Linked DNA regions of Homo sapiens: region 2 is linked to region 1. The links are chromatin contacts, found by Hi-C in ENCODE. All regions are on one chromosome and are shown on one strand. Each heading gives the region's core, a stretch centred on a gene start or an enhancer-like site at or near the end of the contact. The rest is flanking DNA. Distances are from core to core; before and after follow the strand shown. Region 1 holds the start of LAMTOR1 (late endosomal/lysosomal adaptor, MAPK and MTOR activator 1). Region 2 holds the start of RAB6A (RAB6A, member RAS oncogene family).

Evidence for each region. Hi-C counts contacts between places; a loop is a spot of excess contacts on that map. Pooled maps may share reads with other maps.
Region 2: a pooled map shows a loop between it and region 1 (10-fold over the local background). The contact joins the promoter of RAB6A here to the promoter of LAMTOR1 in region 1. A Hi-C loop is called at or near these places in 3 of 37 single-sample maps with no recorded cell type and 10 of 50 pooled maps.

The regions. Positions count from the first base shown.
Region 1 is chr11:72,099,331-72,105,687 of GRCh38, forward strand. LAMTOR1 (late endosomal/lysosomal adaptor, MAPK and MTOR activator 1) reads right to left here and starts at 3,967. Exons shown (of 5, transcript NM_017907.3): 1 at 3,853-3,967. The coding sequence starts at 3,894. It overlaps LRTOMT (leucine rich transmembrane and O-methyltransferase domain containing), which reads left to right. Exons shown (of 9, transcript NM_001145310.4): 6 at 5,634-5,682. It also overlaps the pseudogene LOC124902837. RefSeq lists enhancers at 3,673-3,752, 4,533-5,053 and a silencer at 3,853-4,122.
Region 2 is chr11:73,758,941-73,765,386 of GRCh38, forward strand. RAB6A (RAB6A, member RAS oncogene family) reads right to left here and starts at 2,134. Exons shown (of 8, transcript NM_198896.2): 1 at 1,626-2,134. The coding sequence starts at 1,695. LOC124902711 (a long non-coding RNA gene) reads left to right here and starts at 2,218. Exons shown (of 2, transcript XR_007062775.1): 1 at 2,218-2,300; 2 at 2,797-4,160. RefSeq lists an enhancer at 1,285-1,785 and silencers at 2,082-2,391, 2,552-2,741.

The DNA of each region.
Region 1 (6,357 bases), core at 2,717-5,216:
CAGCTCTGACCTTAAACACCAAAAATGTTTCTATAAGGAATATCTAAAGTGCCCAGCTTTATGGAATGCCAGATAAGACTCAGTTCCTGCCTATCCTTGGGAGCTCAACTGAGTTGGTGTTCTAGGATAAATGAGAGTGGAACCAGGCAGTCCTAGAGGCCCTGAAAAAATGGACAGAGGCACAAAGCAGGTAGTCAGCAACAGCCCTGGAGCTTGAAAAACATTCTAGGACCTGGCAAAGAAAGGATACTAGAGGCTGGAAGACAGTGGAGCTGAGACATAGCAAGCACTGGGATCTAAAGGGGAAATCAGTGCAAGTCAAGAGCCCAAGAACAGCCTTCCTCATCCCCTAGGACCAGGCCTTCCCCAGCAAAGCTGTTCGCTTCCAAGATGGAAGCCCTGGCGAGTCCAGACAAAGCCCTAGGCCCCAAGAGAAAGCAAGCCCAACCTCTCCATGGCCATTTCTCAAATTATGTCAGGGCAGGAATCCCAGCCCAGCTCTGGGTCACACAGTACAAGTGTGTTCCCTTCTTGAAGGCAGGTCCCTTCGAAGGTGTTCACCCTCCTGTGCTCTGGTGCTCTTTTTGTACGTGACTCCCAGAACCAAACTGAGTGTACATGGTGTATCCTGATCTGAGCAGTACAGCTGTAGCCATGTATGGTGATTCACACCAGTAATCCCAACACTTTGGGAGCCCAAGGCAGAAGGATTGCTTGAGTCCAGGAGTTTGAGACCAGCCTGGGCAACAAAGCAAGACCTCGTCTTTGCAAAAAAAAAAAATTAGCTGGACTTGGTAGTGTGAGCCCTGCAGTCCCACCTACTTGGGAGGCTGAAGTGCAACGACTGTATGAACCCAGGGTTTGAGGCTGCAGTGAGCTAGGACTGTGCCACTGTACTCCAGTCTGGGCAAGAGAGCAAGACCCCATCTCAAAACAAACAACAATGGCGCTGTTCCCTCCCTTGCTAAACCACCTGAGTAGCCCATGTAAATTTTCAGCAGCCCTGTTCCTGCTGGCCTGTGCTGATAATCACAACCCCTGAACTAATGTAAGACCAAACCAAGCTTCCTCATTGGTTTGGTCTTCCTCCTTGTCCTCTTTCAGTCCCCTGTTCTATCTACTGTAATATTTCTGGATTTGACCCTGCCTTGAGACCATCAGCTGCAAATCCTTGCTTGCTGTATCAGCAGTAAATGAGAAAAACAGACCTGCTGGGTATCTATCCAACCCATAAAGAGCAAGAGTGCCCTGAACAAAGCCAAGGATGGGCCCAGGGGGACATCCTGGCTAATGCTGACTCACCAACCTTCAGTGCCAGACTCCTCAATGCTCCCCTCCAGGCCTATCTCAGTTCCTCAGTCTTTCCTGCTGCAGGCCGCAGCTCCCCTGCCCACAACTCCACAACTCTCCTTGTAGAGGGCTACTTCCTCCTGCCCTGCTTAGGGAGGCCCAGCCTTTTCACCTTACTCTTCTTTCTCAAGGCTAGGTTGCCCAAGTGTCCTCAGGCAATTTGATCCAGTTCCCAACAGCAAGAGACAGAAGCTGTGGGCTTTGCCCCATCACCTCTATAAACTCCCAGACACCCTTCCTCCCTAAATACATAGGCTCAGTATTAAAGAGCTAAAAAGACAAAATGTTTGCCAAAGATAAAACTATGTATTTCTAAGGAAAGCTGGCTCCATAATGAGGCCCAAGTTAGCTTCCTATGTGTCTGTCCTCCCAGCTCCACTTCAGACAGATCTTCCTGCAGGACAGGGTAGTCTCTTCCCTATCAGGGGTTCTTCAAGAAGAAGGTTGGCTGATCACTTCTCAGCCTTCAGCTAAGATCAAGTGAACAACAAGGTTATTTTCTTGAAACCCAGACTTAAAGAAGAGGCCATGCTACCTACTTCAGAGCAGACAAACATCACCCCACTCCCAAAGTGCGAGTGGAGCATGGGTTAGGTTTGTCACATCAAGGTTTGTCTCTGCATTAGTGTAACCCAAGAGGCAGGGTTTCACTGTCTACCTTAGCACAGACATAGCAGCCTGCCCGTGACTGGCCACCTGGTCTAGGGGCATGGCTGAGACAGCTTGGCCCCATGGATAAAGTACATGGCCTAGCGTCAGAACACCTGGGCACTAGCACTTCTCAGCTTGGCCAAATCACTTAGCTTCTCTGAACTTCTTCCTCACCTTTCAATAGACATAACCCACACTAATATGACGGATGTCTGGCAAGAGTCAAATTAGATAACTGTGAAGGCCCTTTGTAAACTGTAACGTGTTGTATATTTTTTATTATGATAAAGAGACAGAGATGAGAGTCGGAGAGGGGCCTGCCCAAGAACTCAAAGAGGGACTGTGGGATGGTGGATGGTTATGGCCCTTGCTACATGAGGCCTCAAATCACCCAGCAGTGATTAAGCACCTTCTCTGGGTGTTAGGAACAGAAATGAGAGCCCCCCAAGGAGAAGGTAGAGATTCAGGAGAGCAGCAGGCCCAGCTCTCCCTTCCAAGTAGAAGCTTGTATCCTTTCTCATACGGCATTAATCCTTCTTGACTCATTCCCTGCAAGAGTCCATATTATGCTTTAAGGGACAATTTCCCACTAGGCTACAGCTCTCCCAGTAGGCAGGGTTATTGTTGTCTCTTTCTCAAAAAGGTGGAAGTGAAGTGAGAGGTATTAGGCACAACACATGCCTAACACAGGGCAAAGGAAATATGTGTTCATTGGGTGTATGGAGAATTGAGAACCAGAAGCCACCCTTGCTTCCCATACAAACGACATTTTCCTAGGCTTAAGCCCTTAATCCAAAATACGTTCACTGAAGAACGAACTACTTCCCAAGTACCAGTGATATAATCTATTTTTGTGACCATCTTCCCCATTAGACCGTGAGCTACCTGAAACCTTTCTACTCTCTCAGGTCTACTATATGTTCAAATGTAGAATCCGGGCTTAGAGACGATCAAAAAAGGAGAGTAGACAGCAACTTGAGACTTCATCCTTGAATGTCAGGCCAGGCAGGGCAGGGATTAGAGTGTGGGGAGAAGTGAGAATGCACTAAGAGGAAGAGGGAGAATTTAAAACTGTACAGGTCTCCCCAGCCTAACCCTTTCTCCAAAGGTATCAGATCTACAGCCAAATTCTCAGAATAGGCATGTCTCCAGCTAAAGGAACCCTCAGGCCCCAGGCAGACTGCACTGAGGCAAGCCAAACTCAGAACCAAATGAACTTCCCGCTCCATTTCTCTTTTCCCACAATCTAGCCAAAGCTAAATCCTCTTTGTTGCTTCCCAGACAATTTCCCACATGTCCCGATGTCCTCACTGTATCGATTAAATCCTTCATTGGCCAATTCAAAGGCCACCAACTTCCAGAGTCGTCCCCTGGCCCTAGACTAGCAGCGACCTTCCTTCTGCAACCCCAGGGACTAAGACGATACACGAATTCCTGATTCATCTCAGGACAGACTAACTCAGGGCCTCAGCTTACCCACCCCTAAAATGGATTCGCAAAGCCCACTAATACACAGAAGACACAGGAAGCTGGGGAAGGGAGTGTTTCCCGGGGACCTAGACTGAGGATCCTTGAATCTGAAAAGTTTTGAAGGTAGGAGCAAACGGAAGTGGTGGGAGCGAGCCGGACAGGCGGCTGCCTGCACACCCCGAGGCGGGGACTGTGTAGAAATCTGGGGCTTTAACAGGGGTAGGAGCCCGGCTTGGCGTCTCCTCTGTAATCTGTCCCCTCCAGGCCTCCGTATTCAGTGAGCCCTGCAGTCCGGCTGCCCGTCCTCCGCAGGTTTCTTTCTGGGCCCCATGCCCCAGTGTCTTAGCCCTCATTCCCGAGCCCCGCCTGCCGCGGCCGCACCTGGTCCGAGTCCTCGTTCTCGCTGCTGTAGCAGCACCCCATGGCCGGGGTCGGGCCGGGCGCTCAGGCCGCGCCGAGGAGGGACGGCGTCCGTGAGGAGCCCTTCCGGTCACATGACCCGCGGCGGCCTCCCGCAGGCAACCACCCGCCCCCACCCCCCGTACCCCCTGTCCCGGAGCCGCTTGGCCGCCTCAGTCAATACCCCGGCTTCCGGTCCCGCCCGCTAGCGCGTGATCGTTGTCAACCAATGGGAAGGCGTAACCGTACACGCAAGCACGTGATGCGGGGAAAGGGCGGGGCGGATCACATGACTTCATCTTTCCAGTCTCTAAACTGGCAGTAGTGGCCATCGTGAATTGTGTTATGCGTTCTCGTGGCCACTAGGCCACTTTTCTGGGCCATTGAGCGAACTCGTACCAAATGCCCTCGTATGCCCTTGTGATATACTCTTCTAAATGCCATGCGAGGGGCGACTGGGATCCAGGCCTGATGCTCCAGATCGTACGGTCTGGGTGCACACACACAGATGATCCAGATGACCAGTACCTAGTCGGGGAACACAGAGGGTGTATCGCCCAGCTGGGCTGGGGGTGAATACACAGAGGGTGTATTCTCCACCTGGGCTGGGGATCTGCGACTTACAGGAAGAAGGGACCTTATACTACCTTCACATGCTGACGCGCAGCGGAGATAAATCCTGGTAGAGGAGATAGAAGCCACCTCACTGACCTCTCTGCTTTCAGGCTTTTATCTTTAATTCTGCCTTTTTTAACAGCACCCATTGTAATCGAACGCACAAAGCTGACCATCAGTTCTCTTTTCCTAACCCCCGCTCCATGTCTTCCCTTGGGCCCTGAACACAGGTCCAAGTCCGTCCAAGATTGTATAGTGATCCATTTGTTGTTCATGAGCGTGTGATTGGGTGTTCACCAGCATGTATCAAATGTGCCACCCTCAAATCTTGTTTTGGCACATTACCCGTCTGACATAACAAGAGCCTGACACCTCTCCCACTGCATGTTCTGGGGTGAGGGGTGGAGGGGTCAGCAATGTGTTTCACTGGACATAGAGAAATAATGTAGTTTCCTGATTGATCTACTGGACTTTGTACATGCAGCCTGGTCTGCCTACTGTCTTTACTGTCTTCGAGACTCAGTACAATGTCCTCCTGATTACCTTCTCTGACTCCATTCTCTGGACATGCCCAGCTCCCTATGCTTAATCCTCATCCAGTGTTAATTCATGCATTTATTGAATCAACAAATATTTGCTGAGCGTCTACTATGTGCCACACATTGTTATATCTGGATATGCAGCAGTTCACAAAACAGCCAAAGTCCCTGTAGTCATGGAACATCCAATAGTGATCACACTATATTGTATTCTCTGTTCCTGGGTCAGTCTCACCTACCAAACTTGGGAGTTCCTGGAGCACAGTGACAGGTTCTGACTCTTCCCTGTAGCCCAAGGCATGGCCTTGCTTACAGAAAACTTGCATATCAATGAGCATGTTACAGTCACCCCATCACCTTGGCTCACCCCATGCCCCATCTTCTGATCCAAAGTATTGGAGAAGTCACCAGATCTCATACCTCTTATAACCCCTCAAATCAAGACCCTGAGGTTCTGTAAATCTTTTGAGGTTCCTGAAGGGTAGGAGGCAGCTCAAGCTCGTCCCTGGGGCTGGTAACTTGAACTGCAGGTCTCAGGTGACAGCAGCAGCCTCAGCATGAATAATTGAAAGCCATTCCAGCCTCCTACCTCAGGGTTATCCCCCGCAGCAGGCCCTGGACTCCCCGACCTGTCCTGTGCTCTGGTCCTCCAGCCCAGGTAAGCAGGGCCCTGGATTGTGGGTTCCCAAGCTCACCAGTTCAAGCCCACCGCATCACTCACCTATTCACACCCATCCATACACTCTTTCATTTTTACTCCCCGCCATCACCAGGGGCCTTGCAAGAAGGCCGGCAAGGAGGTCAGATCTGGATGAGGAGGAGAATGGTCCAGGACATGGGAGGAGAGGCCCATTCCCCATAGGTCCCTGGAGAGAAGAGCTGAGTAGAGGGAAAATGTGTGCTGTGTGTTATGTGTATGTACACATTTGTGAAGGGAATTCTGAGACAGCACAGGAGAAGAGGGGAATACAGCGGAGAGGAGATGGGGCTGGAGAATTATTAAAGAATCAAAGACTCCTCCCATCCTCAGGGAAGAGCAGGCAGAGGGAGAGTCCTGGGGTGGGAAAGAGGACATCTCACTCTAACACCCTATGGGGTATTTTGATTGCATTTTACTGAGGCAGGGCACAGTGATAGTGAAGGTGTTTTTGACTGCAAATCTATGCTCTTTTGCTACACAGCAGTGGTCAGAGGAGACCAGGCAGGCAGAGGGTAGGGGTGGGGGAAGATATCCCAGAGGTGAATTAGTGAAAGGGGTCCTGAAGAAGGGGTGACTTCAAGGATAAAGAGAAACAAGTCAGGGGAACAATGTGAAGATGGGACCAGGGGTTGG
Region 2 (6,446 bases), core at 884-3,383, 1.7 Mb after region 1:
AGCAAAAAGGAGGGAGATTGTATTTTTCCCCCCAAAAGGGAGGAGGGGAAGATAATCTACACATGAAAGGAGAAAAATGATTTCCCAGTTCTAACTGGAGGCAATTTTGCAAGAGTATTAACCTCTGTGATGGCATACAAATTAGTATAAATAGTTCAAAGTAGTAATAAAAGCTACGAATTTATATCACTTACATGCCTTCCAGTCAAAACAAATAACTAATGTTTTCTATAACCTCACCTAAAACACCTAGTAGGTACTCAATGTTTGATGACTCAGAACTAATCTCTCAATGTCTGAATTTTAAAGATGGGCATGCAAAGTATGAGAAAAACAAAGGAGGGTAATCATCTCTGAATTGTCGAGTGTCAAGTTTGTATAATACAGCATAAAACTGGAATTACTACAAGAAGTAATCGTAGATACAACCATCACAAAATTAGGATCTAGTATCTAATACAAAAGTACAGTGACAGCAGAACCTGACCAGGTAAATGACATAACAATTTCACTCATCAGACAGTACAGAATATTAAGCATAAAAGAATTATTTAGCCCAAATGGTATTTAAATCTAATTTAGGTAACTAGATGATGAGTCTGTTCCTACTCTACTCCATTTTCCAAAGGAAATCCGACAAAACAAAGATGTTTGTTATTCCAAGCCTTCTCTCACATGAATCCTCAATATATCATTGGAAAATACTCAAGAAGGAATGAATAATTAACATTTCCCCAGTAATTCCCTTTTGTACCACCATGAGACTCAGACGCTGCTTCATGTTGAAAAGAGAAAAAGGGGAGGTGAGATGAGAAAAATTCCAAGTAAAATGATCATGACATAGCATCTGGCAGAGATTGAAAAATCATCAACATTGCCAAAAGAATTGTCAGTGATGAAAGTCAAGAGAACAAAATGAGGTTTTCCGACAAGCCACAGCCCCATCTAACCTAAGGGGCAAAAATCTCCACTGCCGACGCTACCCCTTTCACCCCCAACCACCCCATGCTCAAGTCGTCTCCAATTCAGATGTTTCCTCTATGGCCCAGACTAATTTCCCACCCAGGTGAAAATCATTTAATTTTTTCTACTACCACCCCTTCCCACCTTCCACGACATCAGCACTTCGCAGGGCCAAGCCTCTGGGGAAAACAACGCCCAGATCCCACCCTCCTTGGCCAAGGTTGAAGAGGGCCCGCTCTCGGGAGTGGGGCTTCCCTGAGTGGGCCTCACAGAGCTGAGGAACTGGGAAAAGAGCAAGGAATAAGGGTGGGGCTCAAGAAAGGGGGCCGGGGTACGGGCAATGACCGAGACCGGAGGAAGAAAGGGATGGACAAGAGGCTGGGCGGGGTGAGGTCTGGGGAGGGAGGGCAGATCGACCGGAGATGGCCGGACTGCGGGGAACGGAGCCGGGGAGTCGAGGATTGAAGAACCCGGGGAACAGGGTAAAAACTCGGCCACTGGCGAAGAGCCAGTGGCACCGGGGGGCACATCGGGAAGGGCTGCGGTGGCAACGAGCGCGGACGCGAGGCGGGCAGGGAGCCTCCGCGGACGGAAGGGCCGCACCGGGGGCGGTGCGGGGACGCTGCGGCCAGCTGCCAGGAGTAGGGGAGCCACGCACTCACCGCTTTGCTCCCCCAGGAACACCAGCTTGAATTTCCTCAGCGGATTCCCGAAGTCTCCGCCCGTGGACATTGTGGAACTAGAGGAGCGGCCGCCGCCTCAGCCTAGAGACCTCCCGGACCGATGCTGCTCCAGCCAGCTGACGAAAAAGGCGAGCGGAAGGGCGGGCACCGAGCTCTCTCGGCCCCTGCAAGGCCCGGTGGAGGAGCCCGGCTGGAGGGCAGCAGGACTCTCCACAGACTGGCAGCCGCCGCCGCCTCCCGGCAGAGTAGCCTAGCACCGAGCGAGGCCCGCGGCTGGGAAGGGAAGGAGGGCGGTGTCGGCAGGAGCCAGGGGTGTCCTCTGGCTTCCCAAAGCTAGGGCCGTTCCCTCCTTCCGCACTCGGCTCCCAGACCTGGGGAAGAGAAGCTGAGGGTGGCGGAGCCGGAACCGCAGACGTATCTGGGACCTCTCACGCGCAGCGCCTGAGCTTCCACAGCTGCCGCCGCCGCCGCAGCCCAACCTGCTGAGTGCGCGAGCCTCTGGAGCGGCGCGGGGCGAGCCCGGGCGCGAGCCTGCGGCCCCGCCGGCCGCTGGCGTGCGTGCGTGCGTGCATGCGTGCGCGCCACCGCCATCGCCATCGCCTTCCTGGTTTGGACAGCTCTACCGGCTCCTCCCGCACGGCGGCGACGGGGCAGGTTAGGTTTCCACTGGCGTCAAAAGAAGCCAGGAGGAGGCGGGGCAAGCCAGGGATAAGTTAGTGGGAGGCTGGAGCCCTTACGTCACTTACATAATGAGCCAATCGGAAGGGGCTGAGGGCGAGCCCACACGCGAGTGAGGTGGCAGCGTGAGAGCGCGCGCAGCCCTCGAGCTGTGGAAAGCGGAGCACTGTGGCGGCCATAAGAAGTGTGGCGCCTCTCAGCCTGAGGGGAGGGGAAGGAAAGAAAGGGGAGGGGGAGAAGGGTGGGGCGGAGGCGGGGCCGGGACAAAGGTGGAATATGATCCCCCAAAAAGTGTGGGTGGGGTCCTATAGCCTTAAAATTTGTAATGGGAGCCTCTTTCCTGAGCCCTCAGCCGTGCCTCACAGTCCTCAGATCCCTTCTTCACCATTGCACACACCCCACCTTCTCCATCCTCTCATCATAATTCCTCACAGGCATCTTACTAAATAACATTCTCCTCCATTGCTCCCAGGAATGTTATAACTGCCAGAATCATGGCCTCCCAATTTTGCAGATGAGGAAACTGAAGCTTAGAGGGAGTAAATGACTTGCAAAATCCATAAAGCGGGCTGGGCGCGGTGGCCCACGGCTGTAATCCCAGCACTTTGGGAGGCGGAGGCGAGTGGATCACGAGGTCAAGAGATCGAGACCATCCTGGCCAACATGGTGAAACCCTGTCTCTACTAAAAATGCAAAAATTAGCTGGGGGTGGTGGCGCGCGCCTGTAGTCCCAGCTACTCGGGAAGCTGAGGCAGGAGAATCGCTTGAACCCGGGAGGCGGAGGTTGCAGTGAGCCGAGATCACACCACTGCACTCCAGCCTGGCGACAGAGCGAGACTCCATCTCAACAGAAAAAAAAAAAAAAAAAAAAAAAAAAAGCCGGGCGTGGTGGCTCATCCCTGTAATCCCAGCACTTTGGAAGGCTGAGTTGGGTGGATCACCTGACGTCAGGAGTTCCAGACCAGCCTTGGCCAACATGATGAAACCCCATCTCTACTAAAAATACAAAAAATTAACGTGGTGTGGTGGCGGGTGCCTGTAATCCCAGCTACTTGGGAGGCTGAGGCAGGAGAATCGCTTGAACACGGGAGGCGGAGGTTGCAGTGAGCCAAGGTCACACCATTGCACTCCAGTCTGGGCAACAAGAGCGAGACTCTGTCTCCAAAAAAAAAAATCCATAAAGCAGCTGGGCGCGGTGGCTCACGTCTGTAATCCCAGCACTTTGGGAGGCCGAGGCGGTAGAATCGCTTGAGCCCAGGAGTTCGAGACCAGGCTGGGCAACAAAGCAAGACACTATCTCTACAAAAAATAAAATAGCCGAATATCGTGGTGTGCTCCTGTAGTTCCGGCTACTCAGGAGCCTGAAGCAGAAGGATTGCTTGAGTCCAGGAGTTGGAGGCTGAGGTATGGCACCACTACACTGAAATCTGGGTGACAGAACAAGTCCCTGTCTTAAAAAAAAAAAAAAAAAACAAAAAAACTTTCTAAGTGAATAATAAAAAATATGTCCTTACATTTGTGTCTATACACAAATGTATATCATTTGTGTATATCATTCACAAAACATTTATGTACTTTTTCTCATTATTGGGGAGTTATTTGCTTAGCTGTAGAAATGACAGGATTGAAAAAGTGCCTTCTCAGGCCCAGGGATGAATTGCTGACCTAGAATAAATTACAGGGAAGAACCAAAGTTCTTAAAATATCATCTATTCTGGCCTATCAAGACAACAGCTATATCCTCAAACCATCTCTATCAAAATTTACTCCCTTCTGGTTCCTCTCCCAGCCATGTGCAGGTAGAACATGCATCTAAAATAAAATGGTAAAAACCTGGCTTGTAGCATGGACATTTGATTTTACAAGTAGTTTGTCAGATCTAATAGGGTCCTCTCCACCATTAACCCAGAACCCTGGCACATACAAAGAGCAGCTTAAACCAAGAAACTTTTTAAAAAGATTATGCAAACAAAAGTGAGTAGCTATTTTCTTTCTGATGGGTACCAAGTTTTCATTATGCTTCCTGAAATAGACTTTAAAGTAACATCTGAGGATTGGAACTATAATTACTTTGTACTTCCTACAGAACTTTATGAATCAGTCCTCCCTGCTGCTTTGGTCTCTGTAGTCACCTAGACAGGTGGTACTGTTCCCTGTCATTTTGAAGGGCCTTATGGTCTAGTCCACCTCTTACCTAAAATGTTTTAATGTTTTAAGCTTTCATTTTGCATTGACACATACACAGCCTCATTATCCTCTGAAGCTGCCTTCATATTACCAAGTACTCTGTGTAAGTTTTGTCTTCAGAGACTTTATGGCCTAAACATTGCATATTAAGTGCTGTAGGGTATAGCAAATGGAAAAATTACTCAGGAGAAAGAGGAATTAGAGAGGCCCTTTTCAAGAGTATTTTCACCAACATTTTCACCTTCATGATTTCCTACGCTCACTTCTCTTTACTGCAAACACTCTTCCCCTCCCTTCCCCACTCTTCCCCAATTCCTACTCATCCTTCAGTTAAAGAAATTGTCTTTTTTTTTTTTTCTTTTAAATCACTTACCACTTAAAGAAGTTGTCTTTGTCCATTCAGGCTGCTATAACAGAATACCATGACTGGGTGGCTTAAACAACAAATGTTTATTTCTCACAGCTGGAGACTGGAAAGTCCAAGAGCAAGGTACCAGAAGATACTGTGTCTGGTGAAGGCCCACTTCCTGGTTCATAGACAACCATCTTCTCACTGTGCCCTCACATGGCAGAAAGAGAGCAAGAAAGCTCTCTGGGCTCCCTCTTACAAGGGAACTAATCCCATTTATGAGCACTCCACCCTCATGACCTAATCACCTCCCTAGGGTCCCACCTACTAATACCATCACATTGGGGACTATAGTTTCAACATATGAATTTTGGGGAGACACAAACATTCAGTCTACCACACAAGTCTTGCTCCCATCTGCTCCCATCCCCACTAACAGTATAAGTACCTTTGCCTGTCCTATTGTATCCTATTCTTAATTGCTGTTCATTGTCAGTGTTCCCTACTTGACTGTAACCTCCACGAGGTCAGATCTCATCTTGTATCCCCAGTGCTTGAAGAGTGCTTGCTACATAGTAAGCATGCAGCAGATGTTTGCTGACAAAATCAAATAAAAGAGGAATTATTTTTCACTGTCTTCAAAGGATGAATGGGATTTGGGCATGCAGAGAAGGAAGGTTAAGAGCATTTTGGAGAAAGAGAACATTACCCAAAAATATGTCATGTAATTTGATACTTCTTTCCTAAACCATTACTTATGAAAAAGATGCTGAGAACAGATCTTGTAACTAAAAATTAGGAACAATGGGAGAGGACAGTCTTCACAGCTCCAAATTCAAAGTACCTAAAGCAGCTTTCATTATCTATTTAAAGGTCATATCTAAATTGAAGCCCAGGAGTATGTAGGGAATCTATCACACAGAAATTGTAATAAAATTATAGCTTATCTTCTGCCCTGAGAGACACAAAACTTCTTGCAGGAGGACTGAATTTTTTTTTTTTTTTTTTTTTTGAGACAGAGTTTTGCTCTTGTTGCCCGGGCTGGAGTGCAATGGCGTGATCTCGGCTCACCGCAACCTCCGCCTGTCGGGTTCAAGCAATTCTCCCACCTCAGCCTCCTGAGTAGCTGAGATTACAGGCATGTGCCATCACGCCCAGCTAATTGTGTATTTTTACTAGAGATGGGGTTTCTCCATGTTGGTCAGGCTAGTCTCGAACCCCCGACCTTAGATGATCTGCCCATCTTGCTCTCCCAAAGTGCTGGGACTACAGGCGTGAGCCACTGTGCTTGGCTGAAATTTCTCTTTTTCCTTTTTGGAGACAGAGTCTTACTCTGTCCAGGCTGGAGTGCAGTGGCCGATCTCGGCTCACTGCAACCTCCACTTCCTGGGTTCAAGCGATTCTCCTGCCTCAGCCTCCTGAGTAGCTGAGATTACAGAAGTGTGCCACCATGTCCAGCTAATTTTTGTATTTTCAGTAGAGACGGGGTTTCACCATGTTGGCCAGGCTAGTCTCAAACTCCTGACCTCAAGTGATCCTCCTGCCTTGGCCTCCCAAAGTGCTGAGATTACAGGCGTGAGCCACTG